Regions from separate parts of the Homo sapiens genome. Here region 2 is linked to region 1. The links are chromatin loops, found by intact Hi-C in ENCODE. Cell type or tissue: B cell. All regions are shown on one strand.

Region 1 (8,000 bases):
ATATCATCAAGAAAATGCAAACTAAAACCACAATGAACATCACCACATACTGGTTAGAATGGTTATTATCAAAAAGACTAAAGATAACAAATGTTGGTGAGGATGTGCAGAAAAGGGAACCTTTGTACACTGTTGGTGGGAATGTAAATTGCTACAATCACTAAGAAAAACAGTATGGAGTGTCCTCAAATAAATAAAAAGTAGAACTACCCATACAATCCATGAATTTCGCTACTGAATATATATTCGAAGGATATGAAATCAGTACAGATGCTCCTAGAGTTACGATGGGACTACATTTCCATAAACCTACCATAAATTGAACACATCATAAGTCAAAAATGCATTTAATACTTCAATAAACCCATTGTAAAGTTGAAAATCATATGTCTAACCATCATAAATCAGGGACCATCTGTATATGGAAGAGATATCTGCTCTCCCATGTTCATTGCAGCAGTATTCACAATAGCCAAGATACAGAAACAACCTAAGTACCCATCAGTGGGTGAATGGATAAAGAAAATATATACACAATGAAATACATCTACACACTGAAATACTATCTAGCCTTTGAAAAGGAAGAAATCCTGTTATTTGCAACAACAACCATGAACCTGGAGGATATTATGTTATGTAAAATAAGACAGGCATGGAAAGACATATATGACATCTCACTTATATGTAGAGTGTAAAAAAGATGAATTTATAGAAGTTGAGAGTATATGGTGGTAACAGAGGCTGGGGATATGAGGAAGAGGACTGGGGAGATGTTGGTCAAAGGATACAAAATTTTAGTTAAATAAGAGAAATACATTAAGAGATCTTTTATACAACACGATTAATATAGTTAATAATGTATTCTTAAAAATTACTGAGAGAATAGGTTTTGTGTTATCACCACAAAAATGATAAGTACGTGAGGTAATATTTATGCTAATTAGCTCTAATTAGCCTTTTCACAATGTGTACATATTTCAAAACAACATGTAATGATAAATACATCCAGCTTTTAATCTGGTAATTTTAAAAAGTGGTTACGATGGTAAAACAACAACCAACCAACCAACCAACCAAATGTATAGCATCTGAATAAGAAAGGAAAGAAAATAGGCAAGGTAAGCAATAATTACTTTCTTCATCACAGGGCAACGGGCAGGGCATCTCCCTTCCAGCATCCCCATTATTCACTTGGACAGCAATTTGTTCGCAGGACTCTGGAGATAAACGAGATCACAGCTGAGATCCAGTAGAGCCTTGCTCTGTCCTGTTTCCATTTGGTTAGACCTCACCCTGCTTCTCCTTTCTTCTCCTGTTTCTACTTATACCCCTGTCTGCATATATTGCTGCGTGAAGGTGTTCGTGCTTCATTGATTCCTGTCCAATCTCTCTCTTACTTTCTCCTTTTGCCTTTTGTTTGTCTCTCTTCTTTGGTGAGACTCTGCAACTCTTCCCCTTTCTCTCTCAGTTTTTTGCTTCTAGCTTTCTTCCTCCAGGTCTTTGTCATCAGTATGTCAGTGTATCAGGCTCATCTGTATAACAGGCCCCCTCTGTGTCTATGTGATTTTCCCCTGCTTGTTAAACAGGTGTCTCCTTGTATTGTGCATTAGACTCTTCCTCTGCCACCAGCCAGGGCCCCTTGGCTCCTCCCCATTCATGCCAACCCAGTCAGTCTTACCTGTTGGCTCAGCCTTTTGAGCACATTGTTCATTTGTTTGTTGGCTTCCTAGCGAATCATCTTTGTCACTGGTTGTATCTTTTCTCTTTGCATTTATCTGTTCTGTTTCACAGGGGTGCTCTGAGAGTCCATTTTCAGGTGGGGTTGTACCTAAACCATGGTTTGATTCACAGGTATTTTATTTGCCCTCTGCTGCCTGTCACTCCCCTCCAACCACTACAGCACGGGCCACTGATGGACGTAAGGTCAAGGCACCAAGGCAACAGCCAGATTCAAGCAGATGCAGGCAGAAAATGGTGAAGCAGGCACATGGGTAAAACGACCAGGCTCAGCGGCAGCAGGAACCAGCAGCAAGTGTGATTAAGGGGTGTGGGAGGAAGAAACCCTCCTAGGCAACCTAGAGGATAAGGACTTGTTATTTAAATCCCAGAAATGGAAAAACTGTAGATGTAAAACCTGAAAATTCTGGACAATCATTAACACAAAGAGGCAACCCCACAGCACATTCCAGAAAGGGGCAAGAATAGCAGAGGCTCAAAGAGTAGTAAACAGGAACAAACCAGCATGAGATGGGGAACCCGAAGGTGGCCAAGTCAGGCTTCGAAAAGAGTTTTCACCAGTTCCTGGCAGGAAGAAATTAGAAGTTTATTTCAGAAATCGAGGTATGGATTTTGCCATTCTCCCCTAATCCCTTTTTGGTCTCTGTAACGTAGGAGTTAAAGACCCCTTCTAGGTCTCAATGCAAAGGCCACCTGGAGCTGGCAGATGCTACCTAATTACTGAAGTCAGACTCCAGCCTTGAGAGTAGGGGACTGGGTCAGCTGCACCCCTGGATGACAGGGGCCTTGGCCAGACAACTCTGCTGCGTGTCCTCTGTGAGACACTCTGGTAAGTGATGATGGCAGAGTGATCCTGCCTTTGTCCCCAGAGCTACCCTGCCCAGGGCCCTTAGCTCAGTTTCTTTGAAGTCCTGGTTGCCTCATGCCCACCCCCTTTCACACAACACCCTCCCTCTCCACATCTGTTCATGCTTTCTCATTGGCTTTTCCATGAGGACTCAGTGTCTGAGTAGCCTCTACTTCCTCCAGCTCTTGGTATTCTTTTTTTCTGGATCTTTTTGTCTGCAAATATTTCCTCATTTTTGTTTCATTTTTCTGTTTTTATTTTTTTAGATTGCCTGGATAGCACAGGGTTAGGAATGCAGGCTCTGGGGTAGAACATCTGGGTTTTTCCTTATTCATCTGACCCTATGTAAACTCCATTTGTGGTATCTCTGGATTTCAGTTACCTTATCTGCAAAATAGGCATATAAGTAATATTAATCTCCAATGGCTGTCATGAGCATTAAACCAACCGCCACAGAGTAGATGTTCAATCAAAGTGAGCTGTTAATGACAAGGTTATTTTTGTTGTCTTTTACCCCTTTTCACGGTTTCATTTCCCTTCCTTTGTCCTCTAGGTACTTACATCCTCTTCCCATGTGCATCACTTCCTTTCTGAGTCTCTCTACATGACCGCCTTTCTCTTTGAATATTCCTGCTCTTGAACAACATCCTCACATTTAAATTTGTCCCCTCTTCTGCCATCACCAAGTTTCTCCCGTGATATAAGAAATATACATTTCAGTCTTAATTCCCTGCTCCTGGCCAGAGCTCCTAAAACCCTAAAACATCTTAAGTCATAACAAGTGAAAAGAGCACTTTCTGTTATTCATAACAACCCCTTTTCGACCACACCTGGGTTTATGTTAATGAGGTAACTTTTGGAAAGCCCCTAAGGATTGGGGTGTGGTTGCCAGGGGAGCTGAACATGAGATTAGAGGGGTGGAACTTTCAGCTCCACCTCTTGACCTCCAGGGAGGGGAGAGGAGGGATGGAGGTTAACTTAATAATCAGGTGCCAATGATTTAATCAATCCAGGCTGTATAATGGAATGTCCATAAAGAACCCTAAGTGACTGGGTTCAGAAATCTTCTGGGTTGGCAAACACATGGAAGTGCCAGGAGAGTCGTGTCCCAGAGAGGGCAGAAGCTCTGTGCCCTTCCCCACGCTTTGCCCTATGCATTTCTTCCACTTGGCTCTTCTTGAGTTGTATCCTTTATAATAAATGTCAAATATAAGTCAACATTTCCATGAGATCTGTGTGATCTACTAGGAAAGTATGAAAGCCAATGAAGGGCTTGCGGGAACCTCCAATTTACAGGCACAGGCCACAACCTGAGACTTGCAACTGGCATCTGAAGTGGGGGGCATTCTTATGGGAATGAGCCCTTAACCTGCGGAGTCCGTGCCAAGTCTGGGCAATTAGTGCCAGAATTCAATTAAATTATAAGATATCAGATGGTATCTACAGAGAATTGGAGAACTGACTGATGTGGGGAGATCACCGACATGTTTGGTGTCAGAAGTGTTGTGAATATGACAGTACAGGTAAAACAGGAGCCTTTCTTTCCCCAGGGGTCTCCTCTTTGATGTTGACCACGGGCCACGGGCTGTGGTTCTTAACCCTTTGCAACTTCACACTGATCCCCTACAGGGACCTTTCTAAATTACAATTACTTCTAGGTAGTCGGCATCTGTAAATCTGGCCTACTGACACGCTTGGTTCTGATTCCCTCATGGTTATTGAGCCAACTATGCCTTGTCATGGCCACTTCTCCAGGACCCTGCACCTGGTTAGAAGCTCATATAACTCTCTCCTTGACTTCTCCATAGTCCTTCCATATGTCTTCCCTGATTCACAATCTCCACTCAGAACCTTGGATCCCTAACCTCTCTTAGAAAAAAGCTTTTATTCTGTCATTTTTACCTTGTTCAAGACTTAGTTGGAGGCCAGACCTCTCCTCCCTCTCTTCTTCTTCACTTTCTTGGAGAGGCAATTTGTCATGGATTACTGAAGAGTGGGAGAGAGAAGAAGCAATTAGAGATCTACAGGGACCAGGGACAATGTCTGGAAATCATGCTTTTAGGAATTTCCAGCCCTTGGGTGACTCAGAGCTCAGAGGGTTCCACATGACCTAAAGTTCTCCCGTCATCCCCTGGGACAGAGAAGAGAAGACCCCAACAGTGAAGGCTTTATTGTCCTACACAAAAAGGAGACATTCAAGATTTAAGGATAAAGGAGTAATGGAAACATTGTGAGCTGTGTTACCCTCAAAATTGTCAGATGGCAGGGTAGGCATATATCAAGTGTAAGGAAGAAACTGGGGAATTCCCTGGGGAGAAGGTCTCAAGTCCTAGAGAGATTCCACTTTTTTATAATCAGCCAGGTGCAGTGGCTCACACCTGTAATCACAGAAAATCAGCCACGTGCAGTGGCTCACACCTGTAATCACAGCACTTTGGGAGGCCGATGCAGGAGGATTGCTTGAGCCCAGGATTTTGAGACCAGCCTGGGCCACATAGCTGGACCTCATCTTTGAAAAGAAAAATAAAATTAGCTGGATGTGGTGTTGCACACCTATGGTCCCAGCTACTCAAGAGGCTGAGGGGGGAGGATCACTAGAGCCCAGGAGGCTGGGGCTGCAGTGAGCTGAGATTATGCCACTGCACTCCAGCCTGGGCAACAGATTGGAACTGTCTCAAAAAACATAAATAAATAAAAAATAAATGAGAAAAACCTCAACATCTTTAAAGATGAGGCTAGAAACAGGAGAATGTTGTCTTAATTGGGTCAGGGAGGATGAACAGTTCTCAAATAAACATAACAGAGGACACAGGGGCAGCTTGTGTGGACTTCAGGGTCCGAGAGTCAGCAGCATCTCCCTGATGGTGGGTGGGCTTGCTGTGCTGGGTGGGGCGGTGGGTGGTGCTGTCCCAGGTCAGTGACAGTGAGCCTCAGGGCAGGTCACCCAAGCACAAGGAGCGCCAGAAACTAAGACGTGAGTTGTGGGCACTGGAGCTAGGAAGGGGGATCCCTGCAGTCCATGGAGAGGAACAGAGCCCCTGAGAATGTGGGCAGTAAAGGTAGCACCATTCCCTTCATCCCCGCAGCCTGGACCATCCTGCTTACAAACATAACATTGACTCAAAATTTGTGCCCAGGTATTTGATTTCCTTTTATTCCTTTTCTGACTTGAATTTTTGCTATAGAAATTATTTTATTATTAATTTAGATAAGGTTAGTATTGACACAAATCAATAAGCCATATACAACTACTGCTTACACTTCTTTCCTTGTTTATAAACCTGCAGTATTTCTTGATTGCCTAGCGAGTAAACTTCAAATTCCTTAACTTTAAATTCCAGGCCTTTCAATATCTTCCTCCAATTGATCTAAGTCAACTTGTATACTGCTTCTCACTCTCAGATTTAGCCAAATCTAATTTGCCCTGTTTTGCAGACATGTTTTCACACTTTTATTCCAGTTCCCATAGCATCCACCATCTTCAGAGCATGTGCCCATTTTTCTTGTGATGTCTCTATCTCTTATTTGGAGAACTGGGTTGAGATTAAACTGTGTGGGAATAAAAAGTTTTCCAGGCAAGTAAAAAAAATTGGAGGACGTCTTTAACGTGTACCATTTTAATAGTATAAATTATGCATTCTCAGGAAAAAGGTCAAGAATGAAACCTTTAGTTTGGTATAGCACCAAAAATAGTCCCTGGCAGAGTAATCAGTTTTGTCAATCTTTGTTTCACCCCTTGTGGATAAAGGGTTAGCAAAACCACTTCTGCTTCACTGAAGGCAAACTTGACCCAGGGTTAACTTTCTTGCTCATATTCTGGAAACCTAATAAAGGTAGCCTTTTTTGCAGTGTTACTAGGCAAACACTGAGGTTAGAAATGACCCATGACAGGTTGACTGGGACTATATATGGACAATAAATACCTGTGGGGAAGCCATAGTTGTGGTCTTCCTTCAATTGATAACTCTTGTAACTCAGCTTGCCTCTTAGGGCATCCTGAAAGCTGTGACTGTGGAGTTGTTACAAGAGACATACACTCCCACAGGCATGTGGTGCTGAGCCAAGGTGGATCCTGCACCCACAGCTAAGCTGTCACTCAGGGCAGGTAGTAGTCAATTTGGTGGATGCTATGTAGACCACTGCAAGGGCTCCCACTGAAGATAAGAAGCTGCCCTGTTGGGATTCTGTTTCTTATCCTATACTCTTCTAAGTAAATCTGATGCCAGTGTGGCTCTGGTTGTCCTGTGAGTCTAAGTGGCCAGTGAAGCAGACCTCCGGGTACTTGTTTTACCATAGCCATACGCCATGAGCTAAGAGAAGACTCATGGCATGTCTATTTTGTTAACTACTCTATGCCCACTGCCCAACACAACATGTCACTCATGGTAGGAGATCAGTATATACTTATTGAAAAAACTTGGCCCTGGAAATAAAAAGGTAGATAATAAATCTAATTACCATTTTCAAAGCCTTTATAAATGTGAATTAAATCGGGGTATTCCTGCATGTTGACATCGCTGAACAGTGCTTCCAGAACTGGCAGGTTAAATGTCTTCTCCAGTTCACTAAGAACATTGTACACCACTCTCTGTACAGGGACCAGGTTTCTACAAGAATCTTGAGAATCCTTAAAAAATATTGAATGGAGAAAATATAAATAAAGACTTCCAAGTCACAGAAGAGCTCTAGAAAGGAATTCTATGGTTACTGTATTCTAATTTCTCTACGTAGGTATTTTCATGTGAGGTTCTATAATTTTTACTTATTTGTATAGCCAGTAATGAAAGAAGTAAGTCCCTTGTCCTTAAAAATGCCCACTGATGAGCCTGATTGCTTCACCCTCATTTACATTAGATGCAAAAAGGGGAAATTTGGAAGGATAAAAGTGGGCTCAAAGTCCTTTAATAGCCTGATCCATATGTTTTTAGGATAGACGTAGCAGGCAATTGATGAGTGGCTGTTTTGTTGGCTGGACAACCCCTGCTCTTCCCCCAAGACTGATTTGGCCTGAAGGGCCCAAGGAAACCAGGCAACCAGTCTCCCCTTGCTGTGAACTTGGCCACAGAGGAAGCATATTCATAGCCAGAGATGACTCGCTGCTCTGTATCTCCAACAGGGCCTATGGGTGGAATTTACCCATATTCCAAGACTCCAGAAATGCACAAAAAAAAGGAAAGAAAAAGAAAACAAATGTGTTGGAGAAAGAATAACAAGCATCTACCTCCAAATTTGTCCTCTCTAGACATCAATTCCCTGTGGGTTTTAATGTTCCCAGATCTAGGCATTTTAAATTGATGTTAACTGGAAGAAAATGCTGTGTCAACTGCTATTTCAAGTAAATCACTTCATTAAAATTATTTTTAAGTTTTAGTTTATGTTATAGTGTACGAATTCTACAAAACATTGTACATTTATG
Region 2 (8,000 bases), 240 kb after region 1:
CCCAAACCAGATAAATAAAATATTAAGGGGCCACAAATGGATAATGATGACAATGAATCAGTTCTCTGCACCTGGGGGACAATGAATAGCTCCATGCCCCCATCCTATTGGAAGGCATGTATTAAGAAATCCCCTTCCCCAAGTAATTCTGAGTCTCCAGGGTACTGATGTGTGTCCCTTCACCAATCCCAGTTGGTGCTTCCTATGAATGGCAGAGCAGAGACACACCAATCCTACTTGAAGCCCCAACTGGCCTAGCAGAAGGAAGCTCCCTCCATACCCCACTGGCGCTGCCCCCACCACAACCCCCTCAACCAAGCTGTTCACCCTGTGCGCCAAGAGTCAGTGAGCCTGGAACATCCTCCCAGCAAAGCGATGAGATCCTGAGTGAGTCGCCCAGCCCATCTGACCCTGTCCTGCCTCTCCCTGCACTCATCCAGGAAGGAAGAAGCACTTCAGGTGAGAAACAGATCCCATCCAACACCTGTATATCCTCAGCCTAAGGTGCCTGTGCCATGTTGCCGCCAATCCCAGCATCTTGACTTTTATTGTCCTAGTTCTTCTCTTGCACCCATCTACCCAAACACAACCCTTTTCAAGAGGGATTATGAGCACTGCCGGGGGGTGGGTAAGACCTAGAGTCCAGAACACCTGCTTCCCACTCCCGGGACATTCCAACCCTCTGCCCTTGTGCCTTGATGCTCTATCTGCCCCAGGCACTTTTAACATTCACTCTTCTCCCTGACATCCAGTCCCTGCAATCTGTAATAATTTCCTTTCCTCCTTCAGTGACCAATGACAAGTTAACATCCAAAATGAATGCGGAAGAAGACTCAGAAGAGATGCCCAGCCTCCTCACTAGCACTGTGCAAGGTAACACTGACTGGGGCTGATACCGCTTAGCTCAAGGTGACTGTGAAGGGAGAACATGCGTCTGCCAACCAAGAGGCTATGGTGGGAACCCTGGGAAAAAGAACTGAGCAATACAAAGGAAAAGAAACAGAAGGGGCCAATTCACCAACGCAGCAATGCAAAACAAACCAACAACCAAAACACCATTCTGAATTGACAAGTAACCTGCGTAACACTCACACTAGTGACCCTTAGCTGATTCCTCACCCCCACCTGATTATGGGGGCCTTAGAGTTTCAACATTCTTCATTTTTATATGGTTTGGATTCTAAGAACAATGTTATCAAAATTACTAGAAAAGATGATAAAATGTTTAAAGGTCTGCTAGACCTAATATTTAGCTTCTCAAATTGTATCACTTGTCCTCCCCAAACCATCATCATAATGGAGTTTGATTACATTAAACGTAAGAATGGTATGATATTGGGCATTGTCAAAAATGATACCATGGATTCTGAGCTCTCCAGTACTGAGAAGAGGGGTCCTCTTCGATCCAAATAATATTGCATCCACTCCTCTAATACCTACCATCCAAAAAGGTTAACATAATCAGGAAGCTAACAGCAATGGAAGAACAAGTGGCTAATTGAGAGTGAATGGTTGCTTACTTTCCCACTCTATGCCATCCTTTCCCAGGCCTTGGTTGCTGTTACCCCGTCATTTTTACTTGTTGGAATAGAGCATTCTCTTTTCTCCTCATTCTGGTCCCTGCTTGCTGTTCCTGAGATCTAAAACTTTTTCTTCCTCCATTCAGTGGCCAGTGACAACCTGATCCCCCAAATAAGAGATAAAGAAGACCCTCAAGAGATGCCCCACTCTCCCTTGGGCTCTATGCCAGGTAATCTTGGTTTGGTCAACCTAAAAGCTTGCCTTTGTTTCTGTGTTTACTAAGAGGAAAAGCCATTCGGATCTTCTAGAGAGGGGGCTCTCCTCCTGCCTCTCAGCAATCTTGGCCCAGCTTCCAGTTCACCCAGCACTTGGGAGCTTGAACAGGCAGGAGACCCGACCTCTGAATGGATACAGAGTCCCTGGGGGAGGGCAAAGGAGGCAAGTCTGGAAAAGGTAGACTTGGATAGGGCCACGGATGATGATGGACAGAGCCCCACCAGTGCCTGTAGGTTTGGACTCCAAATGCCACAAAGCGCCTGAAAGGGAAACATTCACCTGCCACAAAGGGTTGTGGCAGGAACCCCAGGGGAAAGCAAGGGAACTGAGTCAGGCTGGACTGTTTGACAGAGCCACTCTTCTGAGGCCACTTCAATAAAGTAGTGCTCAAAACGGCTCTGTCAAAATGCAAAGCAAATGAACAAAAACACTGTGTGGCCCTAATAGTGAATTGCTGCAGCAGACATGGATGGTCCTCCTTCCAAGCCCCCACCTGACTGTGGGGAATTTTCACTTTCAACCCTGGTCATTTCTATATCACTTGGAGTTTAAGAGTTGATATTATGAATATAACTTGAAAGGTAATAAATTATTCCAAAGATCTAATGACTGCTTGCCACCTGCCTCAGTCACCTATTCCTAAGCAGGCCAGCATTTGAGACCAATCTCAATGCAGTGTGTAAAGAAAAAGGTGACAGCTTCATGTGAGATGAGCCTTTATTTGTTATGGCTTCAAGTTCTCTGTCTTTCTTTGTGCAGCAAAAACTAGCAGAGCTTTATATGTCTTTGCTGTTAACAGGTGCTAGCAAGCACAGGCTAGCTCCTGCTTTCTTCAAACAATCCTTATATACAGAAATATATAAGGCATTTAGCCTTCTCCACTATTTCTCCAAGTAAAATAACCACAGATAGAGCAGTTAAAGAATATCCACACATAGACGTCAAAGCAATAAGATGTATTTTTCATACAGCAAAGACATTCCCCTTCATCATGGACATCAGATTTCAATATCACCACTTTCCGCTCTCAGCTTCATTCCTTGAGCAGGGGCTGCTGGGAGCAGAAACCATGTGACTATAGTCATGATACCCAGCACAGTTTATTCCTGCAATTTCCATTCATTGCACCTTCTTCACTCACTTCTCTTCCATCCATAAGATAATCTCTCTAAAAGGATCAGACTGAGCCTCTGCTGTGGGGCAGTTGTGCCCTAGTTCCCTGTGATGGTCGCACAGGTAACAATAACCACAAGTTGGCAAAAATCAAGACAGAGCCAGGGAATTCTTAGGGCAAGCAGATTCCCGGCCCTGGGCTGCATGTACTTTCTACTTTTCTAGTTCTTGCATTGACTTCCCTCAGCACTTTCTCTTCACTGGATCTGAGCTCTGAAATGACTTATATTTCTTTTGTCAGAGATAAGAGATAATTCTCCAGAACCAAATGACCCAGAAGAGCCCCAGGAGGTGTCCAGCACACCTTCAGACAAGAAAGGTAAGAAAAGCCTTTCTTCTGTAGAGGTCAGAAGGGTGAATTCAGAGTTGCTTTCTGTTTTTCTGACTGTATCTTGTCAAGAGCACCACTATGTGACCACAGTCCTGATGCCACACACAGTTCGTTTCTGCAGTTTCCATTTGCTGCATCTTCCAAAAAGGCCTTTATGAAAATTATCAGGAAACCAGAAGGCATTTGGGGGTATTGAAATATGCCATTGGAATTGCCTGTTCTGAAAAAATCAATCTCCTATATTCACAACTTCTTAGAGTGTTAATTGCACTTCCCTCTTTAACTGAAAGTTGGTTCCCCAGAGAGGAACCCACTTCCTCTTAAGACATGGCTAGGCATTCTCTGCCATCCATCACTCACACCTCATGGTGAGAGACAGGTTAGATGTCTGTCCTTTGCTGCCTACTGGCCCCATCCAGCCCCTTCCTCCCTGATCCTCTCCTTTGAGTCTTAACCATTCAATTAAAATGTTCACTCACTCATCATCAATATCATCCAATAATTTCCCCAATAATCCTTTCAAAAGCTGCTTTTCTGTCATTTCAAGTCCCAGCATCATCCTAGATGCCTTCAGGGTACACACGGATAACAGACAACTCTGTTATCCAATACTCTGGCCCCTCAAATCCTTCATCTTCTCATTTTCCATGACTTTTTCCTCCACCAATTCTTGGCCTCCCATACCCAAAGGCAAGCTATAGACCCTATCGTCATTCAAACCTGGCTCGATTTCCCAACAGTTAATTTCAGAATTCCTTTTTTGATACCTGTCCTTGAGCTTTTCTCCTTTTATAGCTATCATTCAACCTCTGATCACTCTTTCCCAGCCCAATCCTAACAAAAGAAAAAGAATCAAAAATATATTTTTCTGTGCTTATTTATTTGTTGTTTCCTCTGAAGTTGTCCTTCAACCTCATTTGGATCACCAGTCCACTGGCCTTTCCTCCTTCCAAGCCATCATCTGCTTTTCTTTGCTTCCCAGCTTTTTAACATTGACACTAACTCACAGTCCAAGATTCATCATTTCAGTAATCTATTGCCATTATCTTAAACCTGCCTTTCCTCTCTGCCTTTTCCTAGAACTCTCTGGCAAGTCTTGGAAGACCCTACTTACCTACTTCCTGTACACTGCATCTGAAAGCCAGCAGTGCTGGAGAGAGTTCCACAGCAGGGCAGAGTGCACTCACTGGTCTTCATGGTTCCAGCACAAATCATCTCTCCTTACTGTGTGACAATGCTACTTCCTGCAATAATCCTTTCAAACCTCAAGCCCTATTTTTCAAACCTCTGACCCCCTCACCTCCTGCTTTTTGCTCAATCAGTGACTTTCCCTCCTGCACCATAAGGAGATATCAGATGAGAATCCCCTTATTTGTGCTGCTAGTCCTACAAACCCTAACTACATCTGTCTCCCTCCTCTCCGAGTTCCCTCCTTCTCTTCTAAGACAATCCTTCTGCCTCATCTTATAGTATCCATGATCCCTTCTCTCTCAAGTATTCATTAAAGCAGTATGTCTCACACAAGAATCTGCATTACATGTATCACAGCTCATTAAAAAATGCTTTTTCTTGATTCTCATCTCACTTCAACTACTTCCATATCTCTCTCCTTCATTTCACAACCAAACTTCTAGAAATGAGCTACCTAAACTCCCTGTCTCTATTTCTTCGTTTCTCCTTTTCCTCTGTCATTTTAGAGTCCTTCTTCCCCTATTACTCCCTGAAGTACCATCACCTAAGGTCACCAATGAACTTCTAGCAATGTGGTTTGAAGACCAAAAGTAAAAGCTGAATATCATTGACATACAAGATTGGGAGATCAATGTTTGTAACTATAAAACATTATCCTTTCTTTTTAGGAAAGAAAAGAAAAAGATGTATCTGGTCAACTCCAAAAAGGAGACATAAGAAAAAAAGCCTCCCAGGAGGTAAGATGAGAGTACAAGAGGAAGCTGGAGGCTGGAAACAGCTCATGCAGGGCTTGTAGGTCAAGCTGTGGAGGGTTGAATTTTATTCTAAATGCAATGGGAAGCCATTGAAGAGATTTAGTCAGTGAAGTGACACAATGTAAGCTCAATTTTGCTACGGTGTAAAGAATGAGTTGGAGCTGGGAAAGAATGGAGGCAGGGCAGCCATTTTGGGGCAGATGCCATGAGAGTTCTTGGTGGCTTGGATTCAGATCTGACAGTGGAGATGCAGAGAAGAGTGCCAATTCAAGATCAGTTTTGCAGGTATTGTTGACAGGATTTGACATATTATTAGCTACAGATGAGAAAGAGAAAAATCAAGGCCCACTCTTCAATTTCTGGCTTGAACAAGTAAGTGGTAATGCCCATTGCTGAGGGAAGATGCAAATATATTGGGGGATAACTCTTAGAGTTCAATTATTGACCTGTTCCTTTAGAGGTTTCTGCTAGCCATCTATGCAGCTGTGTATAGATGTGTGTTTTGTCAAGAACTGTAAAGGGTCTAAGATGTTACTCCACTTGCATTGGTATCTCCTTATATATATGAGTGCTGCAGGAACACAAGGTATCTGGTCAGGGAAAATAATTCTTTACTGATATTCACAACCAGCTTATCAGCCAGAGCAATATTGCAGCGTCTGTCTCCCATACACAAACCCAAAGGCAATGCTAAGAGAGCTAATGGAATCTTTCTATTCAAAATAGACTACAACTCATGTATAAGGGATGTAGAATGATGGATTTTTCTGTTTAGATACATGAGAGGGATAGCCATCATCCTTTCCTCCTGAAAGGAAAAGAAAAAACTTTGCTGCTTTGAGATAAAATGGAAAAGATCCTCGTTCCAAAGCTCTCCATCCTAACCTTTGGAATTTAAATGCATCTTTCCAAAGGCCAGAGAAACTCTAGGTGTTGCTGGCTTTTACAACCTAAAGATGTCTCCAAGTTCTGGGCTTTACCCCTTGTGATATATAAATACCTAGGGAAAGACCACTCCAGTTTTCCTGGTACTTTAGGATTTAACCTAGGAAGCTAGTCCTGGGTGAACCCATTTGGCCATCTCAGGAGATAAGAGAGGTTCTATTCTCCCTCTAGATCAGAGTAATTAACTAGAAAAATAGCTATAGCTCTAATTCTCATGGTGTGGGAAGAGGAAAATGTTTCTGGGGAAGTGAAAGCAAGTATTTCCTATATTTATATTGCATACATTTCTGTGTCTCCGGGACTAGGGCTTTTTACAGGAACACTGAGAAATCAGGAAGTTATATTCCCCACAATATGGCAATTTGGCACTCACTGAAAAAGTGTGGTCCATATATATATATATATATATATATATATATATATATATATATAAAATCTGGACCAGATAATATATAATATCTGGACCAGATATATGTATATATATGAGTTATCAATAAAATAAAGGTATTCTGATCTATGGGAGAAGAAAAGAGAACCACAGACCTAGCCCTGCTCTAAGTAATCCCAGTGGAAGAGGAATCTAGCAAGACAGACTGAGGGAACGAGACCAGTGAAGACAGAGGAGCACCAAGAAAGAACATGTTAGCAAGCCAAGAGGGAATGGTTGACTATACTGAGAGACTAAGATAAATTCAGAGAAGAGGGCCTTGAGTTTGGTCACAAAGAATCACTGGAAAATTTAAGAAAAATTTTGGTGATGGAGGCAGGAGCCAGTTGTGTGGGAAGGATAATGAATGGGAGGTGATAACATATGTAGACAACTCTAGCTGTAAAAGGAAACAGAGCAATAGATGGCAGCCTAAGCCAGTGGCTTAAAGCTCCTCTTCCCTGACTTAGTTTATCATTAGTATGATCCCAGTGTCCAAAATCACAGGGCTGGTGTCCTTTTAAGACACTTAACAGAAATGATTCCATTCTAAGAAAAGTAAGTGACCTTCCTGGGCAGGAAGGAGAGACAAGCTGCTTTCTCCCCCATTCTACTTATTAGTCAATGCCCTCTCACCATGTTATGTGTATTCTCTATGGGCCTCCTTGGTTCATTGTAAACTAGTCAGATTATTCAACTCACACTTCTGAGCTTTGTCAATCACTCTCACAACTTCAATTACCACCTTTATACTGATGGCTCCCAACTCTACGTCTTCAACTCAGGTTTGTCTTCAAGAAACACATAGCCAGCTGCACACTGGGCGTCTTTGTTTGCAAGTCTCCCATTGACACTACAGTCTCAATATGCCTGAAATTAACTTCACCTTCTTTACCAAAAACCTAGTCTTCTAAGTACCATTCAGACATTTATTCCAACAAATATGCAGTGAGCACTAACTGTATATACCCATTCTGAAAGCTGAAGACAGATTTTTTTTTTAAAGAGAGAAAGTAAGAAAGTAAGCAAAAAACAAAGGGGAAAGCTCATGGAGGTTACATCCTGGCTGGGGGAAGGAAAGAATATAAACTAGAAAGCACATAAACAAGATAATTTCAAGTACTGATGACAGGATGAAAGAAAATAATGGATAGGATTACAATAGTGACTTGCAGGTTGGGGTGGGAGTCACTTTGGATTGGATGGTCCAGGCAGAGGGACTCAAAAGTGCAAAGAACCTGAGGCAGAGAGGAAAGACCAGTGTTGTTGGTGATGATGAAGAAAGAAGGTGGTAGGAAGTGAAAAAGTAAACAAGAATCAGATTATGTAGGGTTTCACAGGCCCTTGGGAGCCTGTTGTAGTTTAACTTGAAATGAGGAAC

What was found. A loop is a pair of places that touch in the nucleus more often than their neighbours do. Peaks named below come from ENCODE experiments on the same cell type or tissue, not always from the same donor. Only the 100,000 strongest peaks of a DNase experiment are listed, where the experiment ranks them.
Region 2: a loop joins it to region 1, with 5 times the contacts of the local background. A loop is called at or near these places in 3 of 110 quality-filtered maps.

The regions. Positions count from the first base shown.
Region 1 is chr2:230,443,389-230,451,388 of GRCh38, reverse strand. It overlaps SP100 (SP100 nuclear antigen), which reads right to left. Exons shown (of 29, transcript NM_001080391.2): 4 at 7,043-7,211; 5 at 4,487-4,570; 6 at 2,239-2,301; 7 at 1,679-1,828; 8 at 1,134-1,217. All of the region lies in intron 3 of LOC101928816 (a long non-coding RNA gene), which reads left to right. Among named protein-coding and RNA genes, the nearest start is that of SP100, 31 kb to the right of the region's middle. RefSeq lists an enhancer at 3,180-3,449. In B cell, no CTCF peak of the experiment used is centred here; DNase peaks (open chromatin) are centred at 1,578, 3,288, 3,408, 4,092 and 1 weaker place; H3K4me3 peaks cover 2,788 bases; H3K27ac peaks cover 7,919 bases.
Region 2 is chr2:230,205,220-230,213,219 of GRCh38, reverse strand. It overlaps SP110 (SP110 nuclear body protein), which reads left to right. Exons shown (of 19, transcript NM_080424.4): 4 at 193-459; 5 at 790-873; 6 at 1,667-1,750; 7 at 3,212-3,289; 8 at 5,161-5,229. It also overlaps a transcript of SP140 not described here. Among named protein-coding and RNA genes, the nearest start is that of SP110, 11 kb to the left of the region's middle. In B cell, no CTCF peak of the experiment used is centred here; DNase peaks (open chromatin) are centred at 3,609 and 7,989; H3K4me3 peaks cover 960 bases; H3K27ac peaks cover 5,308 bases.